Regions from separate parts of the Homo sapiens genome. Here region 1 is linked to region 2. Evidence: chromatin loops called from intact Hi-C (ENCODE). Cell type or tissue: heart right ventricle. All regions are shown on one strand. Links, peaks and the distances in the headings refer to the core of each region. The heading gives the core; the rest is flanking DNA. Region 1 has its middle 29 kb from the start of CTAGE1. Region 2 overlaps LOC124904260 (a long non-coding RNA gene).

Region 1 (10,370 bases), core at 698-8,697, 79 kb before region 2:
GATACACATGAGGACAAATATGACCCATGAGGGTGGCGGAGCAAGGGTGATGGAAAGAACCTGGCCCTTGATGACATTATTGAGACTTGGAATCAAGCAACCCTGAATCTTCTATCTCTGGACTTCCTGATATGTGCAATAATAAAAGTCCTTATTTTAAAATCAATTTCAGTGAGGGTTTTATGTTACTTGAAACTGAAAACATTCTAAGTGATACATCAACTTGACTTCTGTAATGTTATTTTAATTGTAGAACATGTCTAGACTGTAATATATTTAATGAATCTCCTGTGACTTAACATTTAGGTAGTTTTCTATTTTTAGCCACTGTAATATGAAGAGGGTCCCTTTCTGAAAATAATGCCAAATAAAAGTTGTAAGCACATTTTGGCTTCCTAAGGACAGGAGGCCTGTCTCCCTCTGAACCAGATCTTCATTCATATTTGTTGAGTCCCTTCCATGCTAAAGGCTCAGGATAGAACGGTAACTTAAAACTAACAAGGGACCAGGTGCAGTGGCTCACGCCTATAATCTCAGCACTTTGGGAGGCTGAGATGGGCAGATAGAGAGTCCTGGCACTTGAGGCCAGGAGTTTGAGATCAGCCTGGCCAACATGGTGAAACCCCATCTCTACTAAAAATACAAAAAATTAGCTGGGCATGGTGGCTTACGCCTATAATCCCAGCTTTTAGGGAGGCTGAGGCAGAAGAATCACTTGAACCTGGGAGGTAGAGGTTGCAGTGAGCCGAGATTGTGCCATTGCACTCCAGCTTGGGCAATAGAGCAAGCTCCGTCCAAAAAAAAAAAAGAAAAGAAAAACTGACATTTTCCTGGTTCTCATGTAGCTCCTAAGAGCTTGTGTTCTTTAGATTTGGCAAAGCCAACACATGGTCCTTTAGTTATATAAATGTGAAGCTAATTTCCACCCACAGGTTCTTGGAAAAATAAATGGAACAGCAGATATATTGAATTGAGAGATTAAGTGCTTTGATTAATATATATTTATATATATATGTATTTTAGCATACAGAGTTATGGCTCTAGACTTTGTAACTTCTTACAGAAATGCACAATTTTCCATGTATGAATTTGAATGACCTATCCCTTTAAATTATTATTTATTCAAGGGTATGTGTTTTTTTTGCATATCATTTAGGAAAAGTTGGGGATAAGACTGATAGAAGTAGTACATTTTGCCTGAGCATATGGATATATAGAAAGAATACTATTAAAATAGCATTTTTGAAAATATGATTTTTGAAAGGACTGGTTTTTGTTTGTTTGTTTTTTGTTTTTTTTTAAAGGTAGCTCTGCAAGAAGAAATTGTTTGTGCAGTAGTAGCAGCGGTGGCGGTAGGGGCATAGCATAGCTCATGAAGCAGGAAGCCTGGGGATGCTGTACAGTACTGCTTCTTGTTAGCTGTGTGATGTTGGACAACTCTCTACACTACTGAGTCCTAATATCTTCATTAACCAAAGGTAGAGATAAAATGAAATCATTTACCTCATTGGGTTACTTTGAAAAATTGCACCCTAATGTATGCAAAAGAGTATAATTGGCTGGGTGCAGTGGCTCACGCCTGTAATCCCAGCACTTTGGGAGGCCAAGGCGGGTGGATCGCCTGAGATCAGGAGTTCGAGACCAGCCTGGCCAATATGGTGAAATCCCGTCTCTACTAAAAAAACAAAAAAATTAGCTGGGCATGGTGGCAGGCAACTGTAATCCCAGCACTTGGGAAGCTGAGGGAGGAGCATCGCTTGAACTTGGGAGGTAGAGGTTGCAGTGAGCCAAGATTGCGCCACTGCACTCCAGCCTGGGCAACAAGAGCAAAACTCCATCTCTAAATAAATAAACAAATGAATTTTTTAAAAAGAGTATAATTAACTGGGAACATATCAACTTTAGTTTTTGTTTGTTTTTTAGATGAGTCAAGGGAAAAATACTTCGAAAATTGAGTTCTCAGGCCAGGCTTGGTGGCTCACGCCTGTAATCCTAGCACTTTGAGAGGCCAAGGCGGGTGGATCACCTGAGGTCAGGAGTTTGAGACCAGCCTGGCCAACAAGGAAAAACCCCATCTCCACTAAAATACAAAAAAAAAAAAAAAAAATTAGCTGGGCATGGTGGTGGGTGCCTGTAATCCCAGCTACTCAGGAGGCTGAGGCAGGAGAATCGCTTGAACCTGGGAGCCAGAGGTTGCAGTGAGCAGAGATCACATCACTGCACTTCAGCCTGGGCAACAGAGCAAGACTCCATCTCAAAAAAAAAAAAAGAAAAAGAAAAAAAGAAAAAGAAAATTGAGTTCTCAGATATTTACTGTAAAAAATAACATGCTTTTATGTATTACACAATAATACATGATTATTGTTGGAAAATGAAGACAGCAAACCCACCCTCCCCCAGTGTCAACGTGTCTGCTCAGAGTGTCTCCCTGACATTTTCTCACCCTTTGCCTCAAGTCAATGGGAGGAAGTGACACCATACATTCTTTCTTTACACGGAGTAAAATCTATCAGCATTATCCTCTAATGCTGATTAATTCTTAGTCATTCTTAGGAAATCCTTCTGTGCTCGGGTTTCATAAATCATCACCCGTATTTTACTTTAGCAACTTGAAGATTTATTTTACAAACATTTAAATTATTGGTCCATCTGGAATTAATTTTGATATAGATGGGAAAGATGTGTCATTATATTATAAAATGGATATCTTTGCAAATGGTACTTACCGCTATTTATTGAATAACCCAGACTTTCATTACTAATTTGAGTTGGAAACTTTTCCATATACTAAACTACTGCATGTATTTGTGAATGTTTTTGGGCATGCTATATATTGTGCACTGAATTTTCTATCCATTGCTCAATTGATACCACGTTTTAATTAACATTGTAGGAGGTTTTAATGTCTAATAAGGGACTCTCAACTTTTCTTTCCAAAGATCATTTGGCTTTCTAGCTTGTTTATTGTTTCTGAAGATATTTTTAATCCTTTTATTTTCATGTTGCAGATACCCATGAAGATGCAGAAAAATCTTCACACTCTCAGCAATTTAACAATCTAAGGTAACAGGCACTATAATTCCAGAAGCAGGAAGTAAGATGTCTAAATTCTAAGAAAATCAGAGCTGCGTTTAGAAAAACTCCTAAGGATTCTACTTGAAGAGTTTCCTGGCTTTGCTGCCTCTGATTATACCCTCAATACACATTGCAATACTCTATTTTTGCAATTAGTTTTTATTTTGTTTTGTTTTGTTTTTAGAGACAGGATCTTACTCTGACTTCCAGGCTAGAGTGTAGTGGCATGATCATAGTTGACTGCAGCCTCAAACTCCCAGGCTCAAACAATCCTCCCACCTCAGCCTCCCGAGCAGCTGGGACTACAGATGCACACCACAACACTCGGCTAATGTTTTTTTCTTTTTGGTAGAGACAGGATCTCACTATGTTGTCCAAGTCACTCTCAGACTTCTGGCTTCGAGTGATACTCCCTCCTTAGCCTCCCAAAGTGCTAAGATTACAGACATGAGCACCTGGCACTGCGTTTTGTTGTTGTTGTTGTTTTGTTTTGTTTTGTTTTTCTGAGATGGAGTCTCGCCCTGTCGCCCAGGCTGGAGTGCAGTGGCGCAAACTCGGCTCACTGCAAGCTCTGCCTCCCGGGTTTACGCCATTCTCCTGTCTCAGCCTCCCGAGTAGCTGGGACTACAGGCGCCCGCCACCATGCCCGGATAATTTTTTGTATTTTTTAGTAGAGACGAAGTTTCACCGTGTTAGTCAGGATGGTCTCGATCTCCTGACCTCGTGATCCACCCATCTCGGCCTCCCAAAGTGCTGGGATTACAGGCGTGAGCCACCGCGCCTGGCTGGCACTGCATTTTATCTTTTAAAATAGGCGGTTCCCCATCAGAATATGAACTCATTTAAGGGCAAGGACTATATCTTAAATATCTTTTGTACCTTTGCACGGTGACCAAGACATAGTAAATGCTCAAAAAACATTTAATGAATGAATGAATTAATTAATAAACTCTTGTGTGATGGAATTCTCTGGCTGTGTCTTTCCTGTGTCTCTGCTGGAGTAACAGGTGCTGGGATATGGCAGCTTGCCCAGCCACCTCGTTGCTCCTCCGTGTTGCCTCGTGAGTTTCATATTTATACAACCTTGTGCTTTCCAGGCTCTACAGACCCTTGCTAATGGATTCTTCAATGGCTTCATCCTTCCAATTTCTTCCTCTTGACATTTTTGCATGTTGGGATTATGTATATCCCTGAAATAGTGTGTCTCTTGGCCAACGGTGAGCACTCCATGATCTCTATCCTTCCCCTGATTCTAAATTCCCCCAAGGGCCTGGTAGGTAGGGAGGTGATGAGCAGATGAAGCTGAGCCCAGTTGGTTCTATCCTGGGCCTCCTAAGATCCAGTTTCTTTTCTTCTAGTTCAAGAAAAGCCTCCCTTCCCCCTTCCTTGGCACATAATGGGCACTTGGCAAATGTTGGTTTCTTTCAACTTGACACCTTCTATTCTGCTTCCCTCTCTGGATGGCAGGGTATAAATAGCAAGGCCTCACATCATCTGTTAACCATTTTCAAAAAAAAGCTCGGGGCTACCATGAGGACATGATGAATTAAAAGAAAAAAAAATGGTTCCAAACTACATTGGTGCCCAGGCCAGGTGGGTATTGACCAACTAAAATGACTTCATCTAGGCCAGTGCACTTGACTTTATTTTTCTTAAAGAGTAGAGAAGTGAGACCTTTATTATGACTTTGAAATCTGCATACTTGGGTGCAAATCAGGAAGTATGTGCAAAATGCCCATGGGGAAGGAGCCCAGGAATAATACATTATTCTTTTGAAGTTGTTCACCCTGGGTTTACTTTAAATGCCATTGGCAGCTTTCCTCTTAATGCTTTCTGGGTCCACTACATATGAAAAATGGAAAACCAAAGGTTTTCGCTTGAACCACAGGATTAACTGGTCAAACTGGTCATGGAAGGCCATCTGATTACAGACAGCCACAGTGATACATTCTTTTTTTCAGTGAAAAATTCAACCTTGTGTTCATGCAGACTTGCCATTTGTGGTCCGTTGAAACTCTGGGATTGCTACCCTTTTAAGGAGGGAAAGAAAATCAAACAGTGTGATTGAGCTCTCTCTCGCTCTCTGATGTCCTCTCAGTTTTTCCATAGCAATTTTATTTGACTTAAAGTGCAACTCAAGAGAATTCCTAAAACTTACTAGCATGAAGTCAACCCTGAGGCTGGAGAGAGTTCTATGGGCTTCTTGCGCTTATGCTGATGATGCCATTGTCAGGATGCAGCCTCCTGGGAGATCTCCACTCATTTCCATCCTTCATTCAGGTGCTCCTTCCCTGAAGCTGCCCAAGAATCTCTTGTTCCTCTGAAGAGGCCAGGCTCAGCCCTAGCTTGCTCTTTATCTGCTCAGAGTGAGCAAGGAGATTGGACCACCATTTTGTCCAGTCCAGTTTCCTGCTTTGCTTGTTTTCATGGTTGTTGGCTTTTGTTTGCAAGGAAAACCTTGGATTTCTCAGCCTGTGAACAGGAATATTTTCTCAGGCTTTTTATAGACTGTTTAAGAAAGAGAGGGCAGAGGCACATGCCTTTCCTCTCCAGCCACATAAAACAAAGCTTTAAGTGATTCTTTGGATTGGGGCGGATACAGAGAATTTGGGTGTGGGGGTGGTCAGGAACCTTGCGGGTGACAGTGCTACCTTGATTTTACGTGTTAGACCTTGAACCTCAAATCTTAGAAGAGTCTATCTCATAGTCTGCAGAATGGGCCCATCAGATTGGGTAGGTTACCTGCAAGTCAGCTTGCAGCTTTGCAGGGGAGGAAGAGAAAGGGGGCACCTGTGTTAGTTATGCCAAATTGATGCTGGTCATTAATGGGGTGATGGTTGTAGCCAGATCTCCGCCTCTCTCATACAGGGGCAGAGGATAATTGAACATCATGTGGCAGTCACAGTTGTTTGCCTCCTGTGGCCCTGTAGGTAAGTTAGGAATAAATGTCAAGGAGCAATTGACTTTGCCCTGCTTGGGCCTGATTGTTTTCCCATTCTCCATAGGTGAGAAAAAATGGTGTGATTCAGCAAAAGAAACTATCATCAGAATGAACAGGCAACCTACGGAGTGGGAGAAAATGTTTGCAATGTATCCATCTGACAGAGGTCTAATATCCAGAATCTACAAGGAACTTAAACAAATTTACAAGAAAAAACCAAACAACCCCATTAAAAAGTGGGCAAAGGACATGAACAAACACTTCTCAAAAGAAAACATTCATGCTGCCAACAAAGATTAAATAAAGCTCACCATCACTGATCATTAGAGAAATGCAAATCAAAACCACAATGAGATACCATCTGACACCAGTCACAATGGTGATTATTAAAAGGTCATGAAACAACCAATGCTGGCTCGGTTGCAAAGAAATAGGAACCCTTTTACACTGTTGGTGGGAATATAGATTACTTCAACCATTGTGGAAGATGGTGTGGCAATTCCTCAAAGTTTTAGAACCAGAAATACCATTTGAATACCAGCAATTCAATTACTATGTATATACCCAAAGGAATATAATTCTTTCTAATACAAAGATACATGCATGCATATGTTCATTGCAGCACTATTCACAATAGCAAAGACATGGAATCAACCCAAATGCCCATCAATAATAGTCTGGATAAAGAAAATGTGGTACATATACACCATGGAATACTATGCAGCCATAAAAAGGAACCAGGTCATGTCCTCTGCAGGGATGTGGATAGAGCAGGAAGCCATTATCCTCAGCAAACTAATGCAGGAACAGAAAGCCAAACACCGCATGTTCTCACTTATAAGTGGAAGCTGAATAATGGGAACACACGGACACAGGGAGGGGAACAACACACACTGGGGCCTGTTAGGGGGTGGGGTGGAGGGAGGGAGGGCATTAGGATAAATAACTAATGCATGCTTAGCTTAATACCTAGGTGATGGGTTGATAAGTGCTGCAAATCACCATGACGCACGTTTACCTATGTAACAAACCTGCACATTCTGCACATGTACCCCAGAACTTTAAAAATAAAATGGTGTGCTTGCCCAGTGCCCATTGTGTACCAGGCCTCAGATGTTGCCTTGCTTCAGTCTTAGAAATTATACTTACAACATTGTGATGTGGGAATAATGTCGTTCATGTTTCCTTTCCTTTGTTATTTTTACCATTAAAGGAACTGAGGCTCAGCGAGGTAAAGCGACTTGTTCAAGGTGGGATCATGTCACATGGATAGAAAGCGGTCTATAAATGCTTATTGGTAATGAAATTTAAGTTGAAGGGAAAGAAAAGTAAAAGGTGACTTTGTGCTTTTATTCATTTGGTATTTATTCACTGCCTCTCAGGAACAAAGCATTAAGTTTTCATAGCATCATCTTCAGTTCATCATTCCTTGTAAGAGCTGCTTCGGTGTTCGTTGATAATTTTTCTCTTTCTTCTTTCATCCTCATTTCTTTCTGCCCCAGAGATATAACACTATTCTGTTTGGTATATGTCCTTGGGTATACATATGTCCTTGAAAAATGTACATAACATTATTTTACATAGGCATGAGTACATTTGCATATGTATACATATGTGAATTATATACATAGCATTGTTCTATGCACTTCATTCTATTTCTTGCTTTTTACTCAGTGCTTTTAAGTTCTCCATACATTTATTTATATCCATCTAGTTCATTGCTTCTGATTGTTGTATCCTATTCCATAATATCCATCCACATTCTCCCAGTGATGGACAAGTGGGTTACCTCTATCTCTTTACTACATCAATAATGTGTTGGGATCCTTGAATGTGTGAGCATTTCTCAGGGGAAAATATCTGGTCTCTATACTTTCAGTGGCAAATCAAAGCATGCAAGGAGAGCTGGACAGCTGGAGATGGTGTAATATTTATTTTAAATGCAACTAACAGGAACCGGAGGGCATCCCCCATTAAAGGGACTGCTCTACAAAGAGAACCATTAACATGAATGTAAATCACAGTAGCTTCAAGGACAGTTTAATAACAATCTGACTTTTTATTGGGTGAACAGGAGATGTACCAGCTTTCTCCTTACAGAGTCTTCTGGATCTTTTGCAGAGAGAGATTATATCTGAACTGCTATCGAGATGACTGAGGGCAGAGGGCTGCTCTGGGAGTAATGGCCATAAATCCAATTAGTAATTCACTTTCTCTTTTGCTACAGGCTCCATTTCCCCTGAATGTGGAGAAGATATGCATGTTGGTCATACTCTGGAACCCGGCCAATCCCGAGGGCTCTGTGTCATCATGCCACAAAAACATTCATGACACCTTGCATGGGAAAATACTAGAATGATACACATCACCCTAGCAACAGTAGAAACCTCTGCTGAAGGAAGTGGGAAAGGTGGTGGGTTGATGGCCTGGGGACTCGTCATACTTTATTCTGTATACTTGTGTATTGCTTCAAACAAAAATTTGTTCCTATCTTACTTGTGCAATAAGGAAAAGGAAAACCCTTTAGGGACCTCTAGAGAAGTTTAGCATGGTTAGAGCTCATAAAACTCCCTTTTTATGAAGGAGGAAACAAGGCAGCTGGAGCACCAGCAGGTTGTGTGTTCCTGCTCCCATGGCTGGGTGGGGACCAGAGCTTGTCCCTCTTGATTTCTCCACTTCAGTCCTAGGGATGCTGGGTACAAGCACCAGTGTGACCAGTGGCAAAACTGCAAGGGAGCCAATGAGCCCAGAGGCTGAGCCAACGCAGAAATGTCTTGGATTCCAGACCTGTTCTTGAGAACTTGGAAACTTAAGAAAGCAAATGCTTTAATGATTAATCTTTATGATTCCAAAGTAAAGAATGGAGATGGCTTGGATTAAAAACAAAACCTGTACCAGATTAATTTTGATTTTTAAAAAATCACGTAATTGAGACTAGCCTCGGCAATATGGCAAAACTCTGTCTCTACTAAACATACAAAAAAATAGCTGAGAGTGGTGGCATGTGCCTATAGTCCCAGCTACTCGAGAGGCTGAGGAGGGAGGATCACTTGAACCTAGGAAGTTGAGGCTGCAGTGAACCATGATCATGCCACTGCACTCCAGCTTAAGTGACAGAGCAAGACCTTGTCTCAAAAAAAAAATATTGCATAACTGCTTTACATTTATTTTCTCTGAGATTGAAAAGACACATGTTGAGAACAAGGGGGTTCTTTCTCTTCCTATGTCTATACTTACTACAAAGGTGTTTCTTGTGGGTTGATCATTTAAAAAATATTATTATCATAATTGTGGTATAAATGACAAAACCACACTTGCATGAGCTAGTGAAAAAAAAAAAAAGCACAAAGGATTTGGGTTTGAACCCCAGCCCTGGCATTTACTTGTCACCTTGAGCAAATGACCAAACCTCCCCATGCTTTAGTTTTATTGTGTGTAAAGTGGAAATAATATCACCTAATTCACATGATTACTATGAGGATCAACTGAGATACTCTAAGTAGAGGTGTTAGTACAATGGCTGGCACATAGTAAGCACTCAATAATGATGGCCATTATTATTTTAATAAGGACATATTCACTATTATTATTTTCCCTTGGACTACTCCAGGGATCAGTGAGATATTTTTTAGGTATACTAATAACTTGCTTTGAATTTCTCGAAAGCAGAGTCTGAGACAAGGATTTGTGTGCAGAGTGTTTGTTTGGAAGGTGATCCCGGGAAATGCAGTGAGGAAGTGAACCAGGGAAGAGAGAAAAAAGGCAATAAAAATATATCTCTGTGGGCAAACTGGACACAATCCTAAGACCTTCTGAGGGACTGTATAGAGTATATTTCTATTTCAAAGATCATAGGGGAGGCATGACACTTACATAGTGTCTGGTACAACTACGTAAGTGCAATCTCCAATTAGGTTTTTTTTTTTTTGTTTTTTTTTTGAGACAGTCTCACTCTGTTACCCAGGCTGGAGTGCAGTGGTGTGATCCTGGCTCACTGCAACCTCTGCCTCCCCAGTTCAAGCAATTCTCATGCTTCAGCCTCTCAAGTACCTGGGACTACAGGCATGTGCCACCACGCCTGGTTAGTTTTTGTATTTTTAGTAGAGACAGGGTCTTTCTGTGTTGCCCAGCCTAGTCTCAAACCCCTGGGTTCACGTGATCCACCCACCTTAGCCTCCCAAAGTGCTGGGTACAGGTGTGAGCCACCACACCCGGTCTCCAATTAGGTTTTAAGTATAGGTTATGTTTTTGCTTATAATTTTTTTGTTGTTAAGTAACAAATGTTGTCTGCATTGGCTGGTGTTCCCCATGTTTACTCTGCCAGCTGTTTCTCCATTAACTGATATGAGGGCAT
Region 2 (10,370 bases), core at 757-8,756:
GGGAAATGCAAATTTAAACTAAAATGTAGTACTACTGCTCAATTATCAAACTGGCAAAGATAAAAACATTTGACAGTACCTTGTGTTGGCTGTGATGTAAGGAAATGTGTTCTCTCATGCATCACTGGTGAGAATGTAACTTGCACTATCTTCTAGGATCAAGATTTTAAATCACGTGCCCTTTGACCCAGCACCTTTTCTTCTAGGAATTTATCTTACAGTTATATTCACAAATACATGGAATGAGCTCACAATCATTCATTACAACATTGTAAAAAGCGAAAGCTTAGAAACAACCTAAACGTTTGTCTATGGGGGTCTTATTAGCCTCCCGCCACAGTTTGTTTTTTATTTTTCTGTCTTACTACTCACATCCACATTACATGGCACACTTATTCTAGCTCTCGGGGCTCTGAACAGTCCCAGGTTTCCAGGCTTGTAGGATATCAGGAGAGGAGAGAGATGCTGCTAAAGGTAGAACCAGTGACAATGGGCAGCTGTTGGCCTGAAACGAAAAGACAGATAAAGTACAGAAACATCCAAAGAACTTTAAAAAACCACAGTTCTGTAATACCATACACGATTTGAATTTCTGTCCTTTTGTTCCTGTAAAATCTTTGCAAGTGTTTTAAACCTCCTGACATGCACATTCATCTTTATTTAGGCTTCTACTCAAATGGTCCACCCTTCTTTCTTCTCAAACAGCCCATCAGAGGCTCATTCCTGAGCTTTGATCTGTTGCAGTGACCGATCCTGTCAGCTCTTCTCCTGTGGCCATACCGCTACCCCTTCTCTCTCTCAAGGCTCTCTCCTCACGGTGTGACGCTGCTATCCAGGGCCCCTTCCCCTTGGGATGCCCTGTCTCCACTTTGCTGACAGCACTCCTGGTGGCCCCCAGGCTCTGCCCTCCTTTTCTGTCTTCTTCCTGGAGTCCCTCTCTCCTGGTGCTGTAGCCTGCTCCTGTAGCTCCACATGCCATTTGCAATGCACCCGTATCCCCAAATCCAAAGCACCCTCTCTCTGTGAATTTTATCTCTAATTTTAGTTTTCAGTTAAAAACTGTTTTTAACCCAATCTTTAAAGTGCCTTGCAAATGCTCTTCCTCTGCATGAAGCCGTCCTTATTCTCGCAGTTGGGATTGTGGCAGCCCACCTCCCAATCCCTGCCCATGCTTTCTCATGGGTGTAATACTAACCCCCAGGGGGCAAAAATGGGTTCTTGGAAGAAGGAGCAAAAAATTCTGTTCCTTTAATGTACAAGTACAGACTACATATAGTATATCAACAGACATATGGTATATCTGTGATGTCAGAGTCTCCTGGGGGCAGGGCAATTAGGAAAAAAAATTCTTAAAAGGCTCCTTATGAAGGGGTGATCATGAAAGGAAGGTTGAGAAACACTACTCTTGACATTTGCACCAAGATGTCAAGGACACACACCAAGCCCATCTTGTTCAAAACCTAATGAGCTCCCCTCCCTCATCTCACTCCTGATTCCCCAACCCACACCGCCCATACCCTTGTCACAGCTAATGTCATGGTCAGTCAGCCAGTGCCCATGCCAGGGTCCTTAGTGATAGTTGGCGCACTTTCTGTCCTCACATCCCATATCTAATCACGCTGTATCAGTCCGTTTTCATGCTGCTGATAAAGACATACCCGAGACTGAGTAATTTATAAAGAAAAATAGGTTTAATGAACTTACACACAGTTCCACGTGGCTAGGGAGACCTCACAATCATGACGGAAGGTGAAAGGCACATCTTACGTGGTGGCCAACAAAGGGACAATGAGAGCCAAGTGAAAGGTGTTTCCCTTTATAAAACCATCAGGTCTCGTGAGACTTATTCACTACCACAAGAACAGTATGGGGGGAACTGCCCCCATGATTCCATTGTCTCCCACTGGGTTCCTCCCACAACACATGGGAATTACGGGAGCTACAATTCAAGATGAGATTTGGGTGGGGACACAGCCAAACCATAACACATACCAAGCCCTCCAGGTTGTACTGCCACTTTCTCTCTTGCACCTGTCCCTCATGCCATGCCAGCCACCTGCCTGAGTTTAGGGCCAGGTCACCTCTTGCCTGGATCACTGCAATGACCTTCCAAATCGTTTTCACCCCCTCCCCACTCTAATCTATCTGTCATTCTGCCACTAGAGAGAACTTTCTAGAGCACAAACTCATGATTTAATGTTCATGTATTTGAAGTTTGATTTCAGTTTGCTTCAAATAGAAAGTCTCTAGAATAAAAGACAAGTCCACCAGCATTTTTCCAGATCCCTTTCCTGTATTCCTCTACAGTCATGCTGTATTCTACCACAGTTGACTGCTGTGCCTTCCCTGGAATTCATTCTATATGTTCATATCTTTCTGCCTTTTTTTGTATCAAATCTCCTCAGAATTCCTTTTTCCACTCTTTTCACCTGAACTATTCTTACCTCAAGGCCTGCTTAAATGTTCCATCTTCTGTTGAGTCTTGCCTCATGTGATTCCGGGCAGAAACACTTGCTGCTTTCTTTCTGCTTCTGCAGTGCAACACACGTGTTTATATAACAGGGAATGGACCACATTGCTTTTCAGTTGTCCTCCTTCTATGTAAATTTGAAGAAGGATACTTATCAAATTGACACAGGTTTTGAGAAAAATACTCTTACGTGCAAAGTGTTGTGCTGGACATTGGAACAGTAGAAGTGAATAAAGAAGGCTTGCCTTCATGAAGTTTAAAATCTGGTGGGAAAGACATGTATTCAGCAAGTCATTTTAACAAATAATCATTTAAATACTGCTGTGAGAACTGCCACAGTGGAAAGATATAGGATGCTATGAAAGAAAAAACAGAGAAATCCACCTTCCCCCAAAGGGGTCGACACAGCTTTTCTGGAGAAAAGGTCTTTAAACTAAGACCAGAATGAGTTAGCTGGGTGAAGAATATATTCCAGGGTGAATATATTTTGGGCAGAGGTAATAGCCCTTGAGGATACCTTGTGATAAGAAAGAGCCTGAGATCATTGAAGACCAGAAATAACAAAACAAACAAACCAATATACAAACAAAAAGTGGGTGTACAGGTAATAAGAGAGAGGTGTGGCATGACACCACCGAATGGATTTATGACGAAAGGAGTCACTTGCTGAATCTGAAAGGGAAACTTCATCTTCTCTGCCTCCTGGCACCACACAGATAGGCCACTGACCTGGGTCCACATGGCAATGTTTTTGTCCTTTTTGTCATATTGCCTGAAATATAGACTCAGAAATATTTTTTTCTATGACCAAAAAATTGCTAAAAATTCTGATAGAAATGGATGATTCAGGCCCAACACCTTCTAGAAGTACTCCAATTTCGGTATGTGCTGTTTTGAGAGCCCACGTCTTACACAAGTGTCTAACAGCCATGTGAGGTGTGATTTTTCAGGATATCACCTTGATGCATGGTAACATGGCCCCATAATGAATAAGAGCATTTTACTGTACCTGAAACTCTGGGGTCAAGTCATATGGCTACGAATGTGGAGCAAAGCAATATGGAAACAATATGTTCAACTTTATGACTAGTAACTCATTGGCTCATGGACAGCTTTGTCCCAGCTTCTCTGGGGGTAGTTTTCCTGCTGCATGGCACACATTTGAGGAGCACTGGAAGTCCCACAGTTTTTCCCACACTACAGTATTCTGAGTATTGCAAGTAGAGATGGAACGGAGAGTGGGTTTGTCAAAATAAGCCAGCCCCACATTGAAAAAGTCACGTGTGCTTGGTGCTATCCACAAACATGAGTCACCCAGGGAGGTATGTAGATGCTTGTGACAAGAGAGGAGAGGCCTAAAAATAACAGTTCCACTGAAGGGTGGAGCTACAGGCTGCTGGTGTGTCATGTTTGGCTGCTGCTTCTGAAAATTCCTTCAGTTAAAGTAGCAAGTGGGATGACAGCTGCAGATACCTGGCTTTCAGGAGAGAAGTGTAGCAGGTATCCATTGAGGGGGGATTTCAGGGTCATGAACTCCTCCTTATTACTTATTTCCTGAAGCTGATGTGTGAAAATCCATACAAGAATCCCACATCTTTAGTTAAAGACTTTGATCCCCAATAAATCAGAACGACAGCACATTCGGCTGTTCTCAGTGACACATTTGAAGGTTGCTGGAGATACAAGGATGCTCAGAGTGTCTTCTTTTACTTTCTTTTAACTTTCTCCTGCTGTTCCATATACTACATGAGGGCAAGGACCTTGTTTGTCCTGTTTTCAGTTCCATCCTCGGTGTCTTGCACAGAGCAGGAGCTAAATAAATATTTGCTTAAGGAAAAATGGAAGGAATGTGTCTAGCCCAGCCCTCTTAGTTTGCAGGCAAGAATACTGAGCAGGGAGAAGAAACTTGCTCAGGATCATGCAACCTATCAGCAGGGGTAGGAGGGAAGCCAGCCTCTGACTCTCCACCCAGTGCTCTCACCTTTCCAACAAGCTAGCAATGACTCAGTGTGGCTAGAAGTGTCTTGTTGAGGGCAAAGACCAAACACGAGGTCTCTGGCTACTAGGCTGAGGTGGACAGTATGGGGCAGCAGTTCTGAGGGGGGCCAAAAGATAGTGAACTTCACTGGGAGGAGGTGACAAAGACAAGGCTTGCCACTGGAGGCTGCCCAGCAAAGTTTCAAGGGCACAGTGGTGCTCCTTTCTGAGCCTGTTGTGTTTGCCTAAATTTGTTTTTAATAAAACCTAGGAGAAAAGCACAAGTTCCTGGAGCAGCAGGGGCTGATGGCTTGTGGTCTGCTCAGGACCACAGACTTCACCTTATGCAGACAGCTCTATGGTCATTAATACTGAAGGCATGTGTGCTTTTTTTGTGTTTTGTGTTTTTCTTTTAATAATCAGACAATAGTTTACATCTGTGCATTGGCGAGGAGTCATGAAGAAGAGCATCCAAACAAAGATGAGAGAAGCCAGACTGGCAAGTGGGCTGGCTGGAAAAGAGAAGAGAAGCCAGACACAGTACTTTGTCTTTAGTCTCCATGGATAAAAATGCTTAAAGTTCACCGTGGGGAGAAGGGAGGGGAGGGAAAGGTCTTGAAGGATTCCCAGTGGATACAAACAATGGTCATTTTTGAAGCCAGTTTGCATTTAGTCTCACACTCTCTTGTCTTAAAACACTTCTGAAGCACAAGGCTTCTGAGAGAGTAGGGCAGTTGCAGGAGCAGCAGGAGGGGGCTGGGGTGGGACTGGGGTGTAGGGAGAGGCCTGAAGGACCCTCCTGGCCCCACATTCCTCAAGGCACCTAACAAGGAAGCAGAACCCTACCTGGTTAGAGGTCCATGTTCCAGAATCGATGGGTTCTACTGCTGTGCCCAGTCAACAGGATACCTAAGCTTTGACTTTGGGTCACTAAAGATTGTTTCTAGACAAAAGCCCTAGCTCACAAGTCTGGGGGCAGCTTGGGACTTTGTTTAGGCCAGGTTTACCAGCTTGGTGTGAGAATAGCATCAGATATTGGTTACAGTGGTGGGATACATTCCAAGACTCCCAGTGGATGCCTGAAACCTCGAGTAGTACTGACCCTACATATACATGCTTTTTCCATGTGAGAACTGAGATGACTACTACGTGACTAAGGGTGGGGAGTTTCTACAGTGTGGATATGCTAGACAAAGGCATGATTCACGACCTGGGCAGGATGACGAGAGATTTCATCATGCTGCTCAGAATGGCACGCAATTTAAAATTTATGGATTGTTTATTTCTGGAATTTTTCATTTAATATTTTTGGACCATGGATGACTGAAGATAACTGAAACCTTGGAAAGTGAAATTGCAGATAAGGGAGATTACTGTACAGGTTTACGTTGACTCAGTCTTCCTACTATGGCTTGAATGTTCGTGTCCCTTCCAAAATTCACAAAATAACATTGAAACGTTATCCCCAAGGCAACAGCATTAAGAGGTGGGGCTTTTAGGAGGTGATTAGGCCATGAGGGCTCTGCCCTTATACATGGGATTAGTGCCTTATAAAAGGGCTGGGGAAAACCAGCTAGGTCCCTTTTGCCCTTCCATCTCTTTCACAAGTTGAACCAACAAGGTGCCATCTTGGAAGCAGAAAGCAGCCCTCACTAGACACAGAATCTGCCAGCACCTCAATCTTGGACTTCCCAGCCTCCAGAACTGTGAAAAACAAATTTCTGTTGTTTATAAATTAGTCTGTGGTATTTTGTTATAGCAGCATGAACAGACTAAGACACTACCCCGGTCTGTGTATTTGGGCATAGAATTAACAATTATTTGATTCTCTCTCCTTGCCACACAGCTGCTGCCAGGGGATGGGGGCAGGGTGGTGTCGGCGATTCAACACTGTCTTTCCTTCTCTCTTCGGTGCCTCTTTCCTTGCTATGGTGTTAAACACAGGTACTGTGATCACTCACCTGACTTTCGGTTCTTATGGCGGTGCTTTCTTGGTGGATGGTGGTTCAATTTGGTGTTCCTTTGGCAAGGTTTGGGTGGGAACCAGTAGCTTTGATCAAGCTACTGCATGGAAAATCCCACAGGGATCAACTTACTTCATGTTATAGCCAGAGCAGGTTCTAGAATCTAGTGCTCAAGCAGCTTGTAGGATTTCAATTTAGAGATTAGGGAAGCTCCATCAGCTGAAGTAGGGTGAGGCTGGTTAAGGAATAGAAATAAAATGGAAGTAGTTCAGATCATTTCTCATTTAAAAAATTTTTTTATTAAAACAAATAACAATCTTCTGATTGATTGTCAAGGACGTGACGGAGTCTGAGAGGCTATATATTTTGAATTCGGGTTGTAAAGCACAGACATCCAAACCAACAGAACTCCCACACACACTTCAGGAATGCAGAGGGTTTTTGTTTGTTTTGGTTTGTTTTTTTTTTTTTTTAAGTTTTAGTAAGAACATTTTCTAAACATATACTGAATAAGGTTGTACTTGATAGTCCTGGTAATGGTAATAATGATAACTGAGAAAAAAGTGGAGAAGTAAAGGAAGCAGAAAAAATTAAGGCAATCCTGACAGCAATTCAGATAGGTAATCTACATAAATTAGTCAGTTTCCTTATCAGAGATTTACATGTTAAAACCACTTGATATAACCCAGCAGGAAATTGAACAAGTGATTCTATGTCCAGACTTGGAAACAAAAATAACCACTCAGGGTCTGCACACATTAGTTTGCTCAAACTTGCGCTGATAAGTCTTTTTGGCTAGAGCTATAGTATGCAGTTTTTAAGAGGGGAGAGTTTGGTTGGAGGATGATTGACACGGAAACAACTGCAAATCCATAATACAGGAAAGATATAAGCTTCAGCGAGTACCTGGATGTCACTGAGATGATGCAGATGCAGAGGGTGACATGCTGCACGGGACTTAGCATTGTTCGTGGTGAATCAAAAAGAAAACCCACCCCATCAGCTCTGTAAAACACATCCAATATCTTAGGCAGACTGACATCTTACATCTGATGCACTCACACAAAGATATTTCACATTCTCATTTTAAATTTGTACCCATTCCAGGGTTTCTTAGTGTTTCCCAGAGAATAAGAATGATTTTGAAATTTGTGACTTGTCACTTTGGGGACAGACACTGCCTGTCAAGCTCTTCAGGCCAAGACCCCAAGGTTCCCCCAGCAGCCCTCAGACGCCCGTCCAAACAGTCTCTCTCTGGTCTCCAAGAGTTCCCGTGCATACCACATGCATATTCTATTTATATGTTTCTTTGTCCTGAACAAGATTTGGCCCCATTGTGTGGGAGCAACACCAGAAAAGAAAAACAAAATCCATCCACCGAGAGAAAATGGAGATTGTGAGAGCTTGGAGAAATTTACATACTTTGCTCATTCCATTTTCCTGTGATGTCAGAGTCAAAGAATATGCCTTTTTTAAAAAAATCACACACACACACACACACACACACACATTTCAAAATGCTGGGACTCACAGCTCTGTCAAGTGTATTGTCATTAAAAGGAGAAATGTAAACACTCTTTTGCCTTTCCCTCCACCCCCTTCTATTCCCCCCATCAGCCCCTAAAAAAAACTAACAAATTAGCCCAGACTCCACTGGACAGAATTAAGGGCCCGTCTGCAAAAGGCCGTGGGGTATTAATGGAGATGGGGCTGAGGCTGGGGCAGGGACGATGTGGAAGTGGGAGGCCGGAATGTGATACTTGAATCTGGGTGACTGGTTCTTTATGGAGGCACAGAAAAGGGCCGGCTGACACTTTACAGATTGAGTGTAATGTTCAGGGAATTTGGCATTTCTGCCACGGGCTCTGGCTGCCCTGGTAACTGCTTTCCTTCTCCCTGCTGGTAAAAGTGCAGGAGAAAAGGGTTAAATAAATGTTTGTGATATGATAAGGTGCTTGTTTATTCAAGGAATGACAGATTATTGGCTCCAAAGGCAGCCCTGAAAAATAGTACAAAGGAACTGGCTCTCCCTTCGCGGATGATGTGATTTCCTCCTGAGATTCTGCTCTTTCCTAGGAACAATTTGCCCTGGGAATTAAGAAAGATGATTTCCCTGCCATCAGATATGAACATGGAGTTGGCGCTGAGGGCTGGAGCCCCAGAAGCTGGCTGGGAACTGGGATGGGCTTGTTTTGGGGAATGACTTTCCTGCAGGGATTTTTCTCTCACTGCCCTCAGGCTGGCCCAGCACAGAGCTCAGCTTCCAGCATCCACGTGCCCTGCTTACTACCCAGAAAGGCTGCAGGGCATCAGCGTGTTGCTACTTCTGAGAGCCTGGGAAAAGAAGTTACGTACTCAGGAGGGGGACTTCTTCCTCAGGAAATCCTGGTGCCAGGTCTGCCTCTAGCCCCAGACTGCTGTGTTCATCCCCTGACCATTCCCACATGGCATGGACACATGTGCCCAGGATGGCATGCATATCTGTCCATTTCCACACCAACACAAGCTGCACTACATGAGCTTTCTCCTGTTGTCCTCTAGTGATTTCATAGCTAGTCCTGCAGGAGAATTCAGTTCCAGATCCCCAAACAATGAGGCATTCACCTAAAGTTGGTGCACTTTTCCTCGGGGAGCAAACATCAGTGGCTGCCAACCCTGAAAATCACAGAGATCTGTACGAGGGGGCCTGTACAAGTGAGCCTAGAAGGGCTGTGACACCTTGCTGTGCACTGTGAGCTGTTCCGTTCATGCCCAGCTTCTGGATGCTGCTCTGAGGTGGCTTCCGCCTGCAGAGCAAGGGTTCTGAGCCCAGCATGCTTCAGCCACAACTCTTCCTTTCCCCTCTCCTGGCCCTGCTTCTGGCATGCCATAGAGAGGTCATTCACATACTTGCTGACTAGAAGGGTTCATACAAGATGTTTGGCATAGTTCTCATTTGAAAAGAACACATTGCCAAAATCAAACACCAAGGGAAAAATAAGTTGTTGTTTAACGGCTGTTTTTCTGGCATCCTAGGAACTACTGTATGATTTTTATAATGGCCCAGTCACTTTATCAGCTGATGTGCTGCTTATTTGTAAGTCATAAGGCATCAGCCTGGGGAACCCAGTGCCCTTCAGACACAGTGACTCAGGTTTGAGCCGACGGCAGGGACGTTATCGAAGGTCCACGGTTGGGCTATTTTTATGATTGCATTCAGTACTAATAGGGCTTTTGGAGTGTACACAGCCATGTGCTCATTGTTGAACTATACAAGATAAGATCCTTGTCCCAAGGAGCTTACTGCCTGACTTTTGCAAAAACCAGATGGCAGAAAATGGTTTCCCTCTGCCCATCAGCAATGATTGAGGGGGTGGAGATGAGAAGCGGTGCAGTCAATTCATAACTCTCCTGGGGTGGGACCTTTGCTTTGGCATTTATCCCATGTGATGTTTTAATCATGGACTATCCTTCCCCATCATCTGCTATTCCATAAGCTGCATCTCCAGGGAGCTCTGAGAATTCAAGCTTATTTGAATATCAACTTAATTAAAGCATCATTAGATCATAAAGCACCATACATAGACACACACATTATGCACATAAACATTTGCAAAAATATCATGGATTTTGAAACTAGCCATAAATGACTTTTGGACTGCCAGTGGGGACATGAGGAAGGAAATGAAAATTGTACCTACTGTGGTGGGTCATATCCGAATCATATGCTGTGATGCTGGATTATGAAGTGCCAGCCGCGATGCCCCAGCAGATCAATTGGGTCTCTGGGACAGTTTCTGCCTGGGTCTGCCTCAGCTGGGAAATGTCCAGCAGAGCACTGTGAATAGGCCCCCACAACCTGCACATCAGTGCCTCTGGCCCCAGAGGAGCTTCCCGGCACCTGGGCATGTCAGTGACCTTATTTCAGGATAGCCCCCTAAGTCTTCAAGCCATTTGCAACTGCATGGGTTTACTTGAAG

The links. Peaks named below come from ENCODE experiments on the same cell type or tissue, not always from the same donor. Only the 100,000 strongest peaks of a DNase experiment are listed, where the experiment ranks them.
Region 1: it touches region 2 in a loop (2.5-fold over the local background); 12 of 110 quality-filtered maps call a loop at or near these places.

What each region holds. Positions count from the first base shown.
Region 1 is chr18:22,383,458-22,393,827 of GRCh38, forward strand. No RefSeq gene overlaps it. Among named protein-coding and RNA genes, the nearest start is that of CTAGE1, 29 kb to the right of the region's middle. In heart right ventricle, for the core only: no CTCF peak of the experiment used is centred there; a DNase peak (open chromatin) is centred at 4,117; H3K27ac peaks cover 802 bases.
Region 2 is chr18:22,462,419-22,472,788 of GRCh38, forward strand. It overlaps LOC124904260 (a long non-coding RNA gene), which reads right to left. Exons shown (of 3, transcript XR_007066305.1): 1 at 2,445-10,370; 2 at 373-505. Among named protein-coding and RNA genes, the nearest start is that of CTAGE1, 50 kb to the left of the region's middle. RefSeq lists enhancers at 5,150-6,349, 5,548-5,842, 7,263-10,370 and a silencer at 8,188-8,482. In heart right ventricle, for the core only: no CTCF peak of the experiment used is centred there; a DNase peak (open chromatin) is centred at 3,803; H3K27ac peaks cover 6,213 bases.